Regions from separate parts of the Homo sapiens genome. Here region 2 is linked to region 1. A link is an interaction called in ENCODE POLR2A ChIA-PET data of the cell type or tissue named here. Cell type or tissue: HCT116. All regions are shown on one strand. Links, peaks and the distances in the headings refer to the core of each region. The heading gives the core; the rest is flanking DNA.

Region 1 (4,000 bases), core at 1-4,000:
CCCTCTCCTCCTGGTAGGTTCTGAAAATTCAAGAATAATATATGTCTCCAAAGACATTTCCTTCTTATCTTTCATGTTTTAGAGGAAAAATATAAGAGGGATATACACTCAATAGCTGTACATTTACTGGCTAAGTGCCACGCTCAGAACAAAAATAATCAGTTTGAAACCATGTGGAAGAGTACAATGTACTGCAAAAATGAAAATCGCTTTATTTTGAATTAAGGTGAGGAGGAACAATCAGTCCCCCGGAACAATTTAACGTCCTCTGATGTCACAGGAACAGAAAAACAGAGCTCAGAGAGAAGGGCGAATGAGACATCTCACTTCAGAAAGGGATCTGATTCGGTTTATGAATATTCTCTAGAAGGCTGGCAAAATCTGCTAGGTTCTCCTTCCTTTTTTTTTTTGAGATGGAGTTTCACTCTGTCTCCCAGGCTGGAGTGTGTGGTGTGATCTCAGCTCACTGCAACCTCTGCCTCCCAGGTTCAAGTGATTCTCCTGCCTTGGCCTCCCAAGTAGCCAGGACTACAGGCACACGCCACCGCACCTGGCTAATTTTTGTATTTTTAGTAGAGATGGGGTTTCATCATGTTGGCCAGGCTGGTCTCGAACTCCTGACATCAAGTGATCCACCCACTTCAGCCTCCCAGAGTGCTGGGATTACAGGCGTGAGCTACCGCACCCAGCCTTTTTCTTCCTTTTTTTGTCTCCTCAGGTCTTGTCTGAATAATGTGCTAGGTGCTTAATTCTTCTAGAGGTTGGCAGTTTCAATTTTGTTGTTGCTTAGTCTCTCTCCTAGAACCAAAGAATCGCAGGGTGGGCCAATTGTCTAGCACAAGCTTTTCCAATCTGCAGTCCACACACAGCCCAGGATGGCTTTCAATGTGGCCCAACACAAATTTGTAAACTTAAACATTATGAGATTCTGGGCCGGGCGCAGTGGCTCATGCCTGTAATCCCTGCACTTTGGGAGGCCGAGGCGGGCGGATCACGAGGTCAGGAGATCGAGACCATTCTGGCTAACACAGTGAAACCCCGTCTCTACTAAAAATACAAAAAATTAGCCAGGCGTGGTGGTGGGCGCCTGTAGTCCCAGCTACTTGGGAGGCTGAGGCAGGAGAATGGCATGAACCTGGGAGGCGGAGCTTGCAGTCAGCTGAGATCGTTCCACTGCACTCCAGCTTGGGCAACAGAGCAAGACTCTGTCTCAAAAAAAAAAAAAAAAAAAAAAAAACATGAGATTCTGTGTCTTAAATGTCTTAAAATATTATAAGATTTTTTGTGTGTGATTTTTCTTTCTTTTCTTTTTTTTTTTTTTTTTTGCTCATTAGCTATCGTTAGTGTTAGTATGTTTTATGTGTGGCCCAAGACAATTCTTTTTCTTCCAATGTGGCTCAAGGAAGCCAAAAAATTGGACACCCCTGGTCTAGCACAAAACTTAGCACAAAATCTGCTACTACATGGACAAATGCAAGGTGGACGGATGAGGGGAACAGATCAATGAACAGTTCAGCCAGAGCTTGACAGCATCTCTCTTATAGCCCCAACTGGTCCTGGGGCATGTGTGTGAGACTCTCTGAATGTGGCCCCCACCCCGCCCTGTGTCTACATCCCCTCTGGAAGAGGCTTCTCTGTAGAAACTGCCTGCCTGCACCTCCCATCCCTGGCCTCAAATGGGCTCCTTGCTCACTCCAATCCCCTCCTTACTGCCAGAAGGGGGAGCTTCCAGAACCCTCACAGTCTTTCCTTGCCAACTCCACTGGCTCCCAGCTGCAAAAATAAATTCATGCACCTGACTTCCTGACTGTTGTACAGCAGTGTGAAGTGCTCCACAAAGGACTTACTAGAAGAGTCTTACCTGAAGCAGTATCTCAGAGCCCCTGGGGCATTTTTTTGTTTGTTTGTTTTTTAAGAGACAGGGTCTTGCTCCGTCACCTAGGCTGGAGTGCAGTGGTGCGATCCTGGCTCACTTCAACCTTGAACTGGGCTCAAGGGATCCCCCTGCCTCAGCCCCCAGACTAGCTAGGACGACAGGCATGTTCCACCATGCCCAGCTAATTATATTTTTTGTACAGATGGGGTATTGCTATGTAGCCCAGGCTGGTCTTAAACTCCTGGCCTCAAGTAATCCACTTGGGTTGGCCTCCCAAAGTATTGGGATTACAGGCGTAAGCCACTGCACCTGGCCTGGGGTGATTTTTAAAAAACATTTCTTGAAGCGTTGATTTTTCTTTTTCTTTTCTTTTCTTTTTTTTTTTTTTTTTTTTTGAGACAGAGTCTCTCTGTCACCCAGGATGGAGTGCTGAGGCACGATCTCGGCTCACCTCAACCTCCGTCTCCCAGGTTCAAGCAATTCTCCTGCCTCAGCCTCCCCAGCAGCTGGGACTACAGGCGTGCACCACCACGCTCGGCTTATTTATTTATTTTTGAGACAGAGTCTCACTCTGTCACCAAGGCTGGAGTACAGTTGCGTGAACTCCACTCACTGCAAGCTCCACCTCCCGGGTTCATGCCATTCTCCTGTCTCAGCCTCCCGAGTAGCTGGGACTACAGGCGCAGGCCACCACGCCCGGCTAATTTTTTGTATTTTTAGTAGAGACAGGGTTTCACCGTGTTAGCCAGGACGGTCTTGATCTCCTGACCTTGTGATCTGCCTGCCTCGGCCTCTCAAAGTGCTGGGATTACAAGTGTGAGTCACCGCACCCAGCCAATTTTTTTATTTTTAGTAGAGACGGGGTTTCACCATGTTGGCCAGGCTGGTCTCAAACTCCTGACCTCAGGTGATCTACCTGCCTCAGCTTCCCAAAGTGCTGGGATTACAGCTGTGAGCCACTGTGCCCAGCCTGATTTTTCAACAAAAGAAAAAATGGTACAAGAAGTATCGGAAATAATTTCTCCATAAGCAAGAACAAGTTGATAGATTCACCAACCTATCAAAGGCTTCTGGTGCGGAAAGGACTACACACTGTTAGTTGTACTTCATTAATACTAAATTTGTCAATCTCAAGAATTTATCAATAAGCATGCCTCAAAGAATTTATTCATACAGTTAATCAAAATTTGTGGATTCTCCCCAATTCCCTTGCATATTTAAACATGATTTCATCATAATTACAAAAATTATCAAATTATTCTAAGCATTTAATTAAAACTTAGGTCTAACATTTCAGCATATTTTAAATTTTTGATTTTAAACACCTTATAAATCAGACTTCTTAGTGCCCTTACACTAAAACTGGCCAAAAAGTGCTTATACGCAGCATTTAACTTTTTCCTTTGTTGTCTCTATTTTAATATCTTTTTATTGGCTAAATACACTTTTGTAAAACTAATATTAGCCTTTTGCAATTTAAAAAAATTAAGGTATAATTTGCATATAATAAAATCCACAGGTCTTATGTGCTCAATTCCATGACTTAACAACTGTACACACTCACGGGACCACTACCCAAACAATCTAGAGGACACTTCCATCAATCCAGAGGGTCTCCTGGTAACCTTCCCAGTTTCCATCTCTCCTTTTTATTCTTATCTTAGCTTTGTCTTCATAGGGTTTTGATCATTGTAACATTTTTATGCCTTCCTACAGTTTCCACCATTTCTCTGTCTTCCCAGGAGTTGGTCTCCTGGGCTAGGGCTGGTAACAGCTGAGGCCCTCTGTGCACTCAGGGTCTGACGACAAGTTGCATCTGGAAGCAAGTGGCATGATCATAGCTCACTGCAATCTTGAACTCCTGGGCTCAAGCGATCCTCCCACTCAGCCTCCCAAGTAACTTGGGACTACAGGCACAAACTACTGTTTCCTGCTCCTGACGTTTAAAAACCATGACTGCTCTCTGGCAACAGCAAGTTGCTGCAGGTCCATCAGTGCCCATCCGAGGAGCCCTGGTCCCTCTAGATGAGTGCTGGAGCACACTTGAGCATAGATAGTGGGCTAGAATGACCATCCTTCTGTTCGGGGCCCTTGCACCAGCAGTAGAACCATTAAGGCGTATAT
Region 2 (5,536 bases), core at 924-4,923, 340 kb before region 1:
CTGATGGGCATTTGGGTTGGTTCCAAGTCTTTGCTATTGTAAATAGTGCTGCAATAAACATATGTGTACAGGTGTCTTTACAGTAGAATGATTTATAATCCTTTGGGTATGTACCCAGTAATGGGATCACTGGGTCAAATGGTATTTCTGGTTCTAGATCCTTGAGGAATCGCCACAATGTCTTCCACAATGGCTGAACTAATTTACACTCCCACCAACAGTGTAAAAGCGTTCCTATTTCTCCACAGCCTTGCCAGCATCTGTTGTTTTCTGACTTTTTAATAATCGCCATTCTAACTGGTGTGAGATGGTATCTCATTGTGGTTTTGATTTGCATGTCTCTAATGACCAGTGATGATGAGCGTTTCTTCATATGTTTGTTGGCTACATAAATATCTTCTTTTGAGAAGTGTCTGTTCATATCCTTTGCCCACTTTTTGATGGGGTTGTTTTTTTCTTGTAAATTTGTTTAAGTTCCTTGTAGATTCTGGATATTAGACCTTTGTCAGATGGGTAGCTTGCAAAAGTTTTCTCCCATTCTGTAGGTTGCCTGTTCACTCTGATGATAGTTTCATTTGCTGTGCAGAAGCTCTTTAGTTTGATTAGATTCCATGCGTCAATTTTGGCTTTTGTTGCCATTGCTTTTGGTGTTTTAGTCATGAAGTCTTTGCCCATGCTTATGTTCTGAATGGTATTGCCTAGGTTTTCTTCTAGGGTTTTTACGGTTTTTGGGTTTTACATTTAAGTCTTTAATCTATTTTGAGTTAATTTTTGTATAAGGTATAAGGAAGGGGTCCAGTTTCTGTTTTCTGCTTGTGGCTAGCCGGTTTTCCCAGCACCATTATTAAACAGGGAATCCTTTTTCCATTTCTTGTTTTTGTCAGGTTTGTCAAAGATCAGATGGTTGTAGATATGTGGTGTTATTTCTGAGGTCCCTGTTCTGTTCCATTGGTCTATATATCTGTTTAAAAATATGGAACACTTTGGCTGGGTGCGGTGGCTCACACCTGTAATCCCAGCACTTTGGGAGGCCGAGGCGGGTGGATCATGAGGTCAGGAGATCAAGACCATGGTGAAACCCCGTCTCTACTAAAAATACAAAAAATTAGCCGGGCGTGGTGGCGGGCGCCTGTAGTCCCAGCTACTCGGGAGGCTGAGGCAGGAGAATGGCATGACCCTCGGAGGCAGAGCTTGCAGTGAGCCGAGATTGTGCTACTGCACTCCAGCCTGGGTGACAGAGCGAGACTCCGTCTCAAAATAAATAAATAAATAAATAATAAAAAATAAAAATAAAAATATGGAACGCTTCACACATTTGCGTGTCACCCTTGGGCAGAGGCCATGAGAAACTTCTATCGTTCTGATTTTAGTATATGTGCTGCCGAAGCGAGCACTATTTTAATCATTTTTAAGTGCACGGTTTAGTGACATTAAGTACATTCACTGCCATCTATTTCTAGAATCTTTTCATCACCCGAAACTGAAACTCTGCATTCCTATTAAACACTAATTCCCATACCTCCCAGCCCGTGGTAACCACGGTTCCACCTTCTGTTTCTACAGAATTTTTTTTCTTTTTTTTTTTTTTTTTTGAGATGGAGTCTTGCTCTGTCGCCCAGGCTGGAGTGCAGTGGCGTGATCTCGGCTCACTGCAACCTCTGCCTCCCGGGTTCAAACGATTCTCCTGCCTCAGCCTCCCAAGTAGCTGGGACTACAGGCACACATCACCATGCCCTGCTAATTTTTTTGTTTTGTTTTGTTTTTGTTCATTTGTTTTCTTTGAGGCAAAGTTTTGCTCGTCACCCAGGCTGGAGTGCAGTGCCGTGGCAGTGGCGCAATCTTGGTTCACCGCTACTCTGTCTCCCGGGTCCAAGTGATTCTCTTCCCTCAGCCTCCCAAGTAGCTAGGATTACAGGCACACACGACCACATACGGCTAATTTTTGTATTTTTGGTAAATTTTGTATTTTTGGTATTTTTGCCAGGCTGGTGTCAAACTCCTGACCTCAGGTGGTTCACTCACCTCCGCCTCCCAAAGTGCTGGGATTACAGGCGTGAGGCACCTCGCCCCGCCTGTCTCTACGAATTTGACTCCTCTAGATACTCCACATACATGGAACTGCACAGTATTTGTCGCTGACTTCTGGCTGTCCTCACCTGGCTATGCCTACTTTGGGGGATAATCTGGGCCTGGGACACCACATCCCCGTAGCAGGCCCCACCGGGCCGCACAAACAGAACTGCGCCGAAGTTCCCCCAGGCTGTTACCCCCACTTGTTTAGGCTCTTCAAAGATGCTACCGGCCGGGCGTGGTGGCTCATGCCTGTAATCCCAGCACTTCGGTGGGCCGAGGTGGTCAGATCACTTGAGGTCAGGAGATCGAGACCAGCCTGGCCAACATGGTGAAACCCCGTCTCTACTAAAAATACAAAAATTAGTCGGGCTTGGTGGTACGCGCTTGTAATCCCAGCTACTCTGTAGGCTAAGGCAGGAGAATCGCTTGAACCTGGGAGGCAGAGGTTGCAGTGAGCCAAGATTGCGCCACTGCACTCCAGCCTGGGCGATAAAGTGGATACTCTGTTTCAAAAGAAAAAAAAAAGGTGGCACCGGCCCGGTGCGGTGGCTCACACCTGTAATCTCAGCACTTTCGGAGGCTGAGATGGAAGGATGTCTTGGGCCCGGGGGATGGAGGCTGCAGTGAGCGGTTATTGAGTGACTGCGTCCAGCCTGGGCCTCAGAGTGAGGCCGTGCCTCAAAAAGAAGAAAAAAAAAAAAAAAAAAAGCAGCAGCTACCCATCCAGCCGCCAGATGGCAGCACGATTCCATGGCCCCCACTAGCCGCTGGCTGCCTGGTGCCGGATGCAGTCCGAAAGGCGGTTCTGAGCTCCAAGGGCCGGCGCCGCGCGTGCCTGCGGTCCCAGCTGCTCGGGAGGCCCAGGCAGGAGAATCGCGTGACCGGGAGTTCTGCGCTGCAGTGCGCTGTGCCGATCCAGGTCCTCACTGAAGCCGGCATCAGTATGGTGGCCTCTGCCACCAGGCCGCCTAGGGAGGGGCGAGGCAGCCCCAGTTGGAAACGGAGCGCGTCAGTAGTGGCATCGCGCCTGGGAATAGCCTCTGCGCTCCAGCCGGGTCGACCTGCCGAGACTCCGCCTCTAAAACCAGCAAATACCGGGAGGCTGAGGGACGAGGACCGCTGGAGCCCGGGAGGCGGAGGTTGCAGTGAGTAGCTGGGATTACAGGCAGGCGCCACCACGCCCGGGTAATTTTTGTGTTATTAGTAGAGACGGGGTTCCACCATGTTGACCAGGCAGGTCTTGAACTCCTGACCTCAAGTGATCCACCCTCCTTGGCCTCCCAAAGTGCTGGGATTACAGGCGTGAGCCATTGCGCCTGGCCAAATAAGTAATTTAAGCAATTTTTTTTGTTTCAGAAAAAAAATTAACTCATAAAGGAGCCCCCCCGACACACACACACACACACACACACACACACACACACACACACACACGGGAAGCAGCAGTGTAATTGGAATGCCCACTGCTGAGGCTCTCGAATGAGTGTCATGTGTGCACATTTTGCCCCTCACAATGCACGTCAGACTATTAATAGGAAGCAGCCGCTGGAATACCTCTGGTGGGGTGTGTGCAGCAGGCAGCTTTGGAATTACGGTATCCCCAATGTGACAGCAGGACAATGGCTTCTTCACTGGCACTGTCCAACCACAGTGCTGTGGTTATGTCTCGAGGTCCATTATTGGGCGAAGGTCACTGCAGACTCAGGGAGGCCCAGGAGCTCACCCCAACCAGCTTCTTTACCAGGTGAGTGACCTCAGCCCTGCAGCTGGACTCATGGAGACAATGACCTCACCCGAAGATAGATGACCCCTGTCCACCGTCCACACAACAACTGAACTGGCCCCAGGTTGACTCCTCTACACCCTGCTTCCTACTGTACCCCTGTCAAAGGCCTTCCTCCCACCCTTCCCACTCCTCTTCCTCCCTGGCAGCCCAACCACCACAAATTCACTAACTTGTTTTCAACTCTTACAGGCTGCCCTCCTAACCCTAGCCCTGACCTCTGCCCTCCTAACCCCAGCCCTGACCCCACCGCCCTCTCAGGAGGCTTTACCAATCCTCTGCATGTTAGCCCCACCCAAGGAACAGGCCTATTTTCAAGCATACTAACTGTTGGGTGTGTCGCTTACCTATGCATATGACAGCCAATCCAACCTACCTAAATGACAGCACAGCTCCATCCATGGATGTGGCTGATCACATCTCCAAACCATCTTCCCACTGGGGACAAATTCTTGGATTTTTTAGAGACAGGTTCTCACTCTGTCACCCAGGCTGGAGTACAGTGGTGAGCCTCAGACTCCTGGGCTCAAGGGATCCTCCCACCTCAACCTCTGGAGTAGCTGGGACTACAGGTGCACACCACCACCGTGCCTGGCTAAATTTTTAATTTTTTTTTTTTTTTTTTTTTTTTTAGAGATGGGGGTTGCTATGTTTTCCAGGCTGGTTTTGAACTCCTATCCTCAAGTGATCCTCCCACCTCAGCCTCCCAAAGCACTGGGATTATAGATGTGAGCCACCAATCTTAGCCCAAATTTTTAACTAAACTCAATTAAACAAATGAACAAACAGAAAAGACTCTCAAACCACACACTGTCGTCTCTCACCCAACAGAGACAAGACGTCTATAAACCACCAATCTGTTTAAAGAGACCACCAAATGTTCAGACCATGAAACTGAAAGAATCAAAATAAAGTTGTCACTATGCCACCAACGGACAAAAGCCAGGAGCACACAACCAGGGGTCATACTCACTGAAGGTCCCCCACCCTGATGGCCAGTCAGGGGCGGCTTGCGGGTCTCAGAGAGGGCTCACCACCTGCTTGCAGTCATTGGGGATGGGAAGGTAAGTCCAACCCATGCCAGGTCAAGGCACAAAGACTGTGGGGGGAATGCACCAGACACATAAAGAGATGACTTTATTCAGGCTACTGCTATGGGAAGAAAACTCACTAATGAGGAAGGAGGGGCCTGGTAAATAAGAGACTCATGTGGAAGGCTGGAGGCGGGGTCTTAGAATGGACAAGGGCAAAGTGCTCCTTCTGGTCTCACTATTTCTCAGAACGCAAAGGAAGAGGCAATTTCTCAGTGAGCACCATTTCCCTGGAACCCAGGGCTGAGATGAATTTCAGTACTGCCAGCGGCCTCCGCGTTCTCCTGTGTGTGTAGGAGTTTGTGTGTTCCAGTGTGCGTGTTCCCACTGTGTCTTGGTGTTTCTGTGTGCCTGGTGGCATGTCTGTGTGTGTATCTGCAGGGTGAAAGACCACAGATACTATCCGAATTCCCGTGCTCAAGTGCGCCTCCTGCCTTGGCTTTCCTGAGTGTGGGGATGACAGGCGTGAGCCACCACGCTGGGCCTCATGATCTGTTTCTAGTGCAGTGAGTGCATCTTAGGGTGGGTGCCCGCCTCCATGCTTAGTAGGGCATGGATGCTGTGTATGCCATCTGTCGGTAGGATGGTT

Evidence for each region. ChIA-PET counts read pairs that join two places held together with the same protein. Peaks named below come from ENCODE experiments on the same cell type or tissue, not always from the same donor. Only the 100,000 strongest peaks of a DNase experiment are listed, where the experiment ranks them.
Region 2: POLR2A ChIA-PET joins it to region 1 with 8 read pairs; 5 of 35 experiments call an interaction of 5 or more read pairs at or near these places.

The regions. Positions count from the first base shown.
Region 1 is chr22:20,757,153-20,761,152 of GRCh38, forward strand. The region is part of intron 23 of PI4KA (phosphatidylinositol 4-kinase alpha); the gene reads right to left. Among named protein-coding and RNA genes, the nearest start is that of SERPIND1, 15 kb to the right of the region's middle. In HCT116, for the core only: no CTCF peak of the experiment used is centred there; no DNase peak of the experiment used is centred there.
Region 2 is chr22:20,415,506-20,421,041 of GRCh38, forward strand. It overlaps the pseudogene RNU6-225P. Among named protein-coding and RNA genes, the nearest start is that of SCARF2, 20 kb to the right of the region's middle. RefSeq lists an enhancer at 5,266-5,536. In HCT116, for the core only: a CTCF peak has its summit at 2,818 (motif pointing right); a DNase peak (open chromatin) is centred at 2,836; H3K4me3 peaks cover 864 bases; H3K27ac peaks cover 485 bases.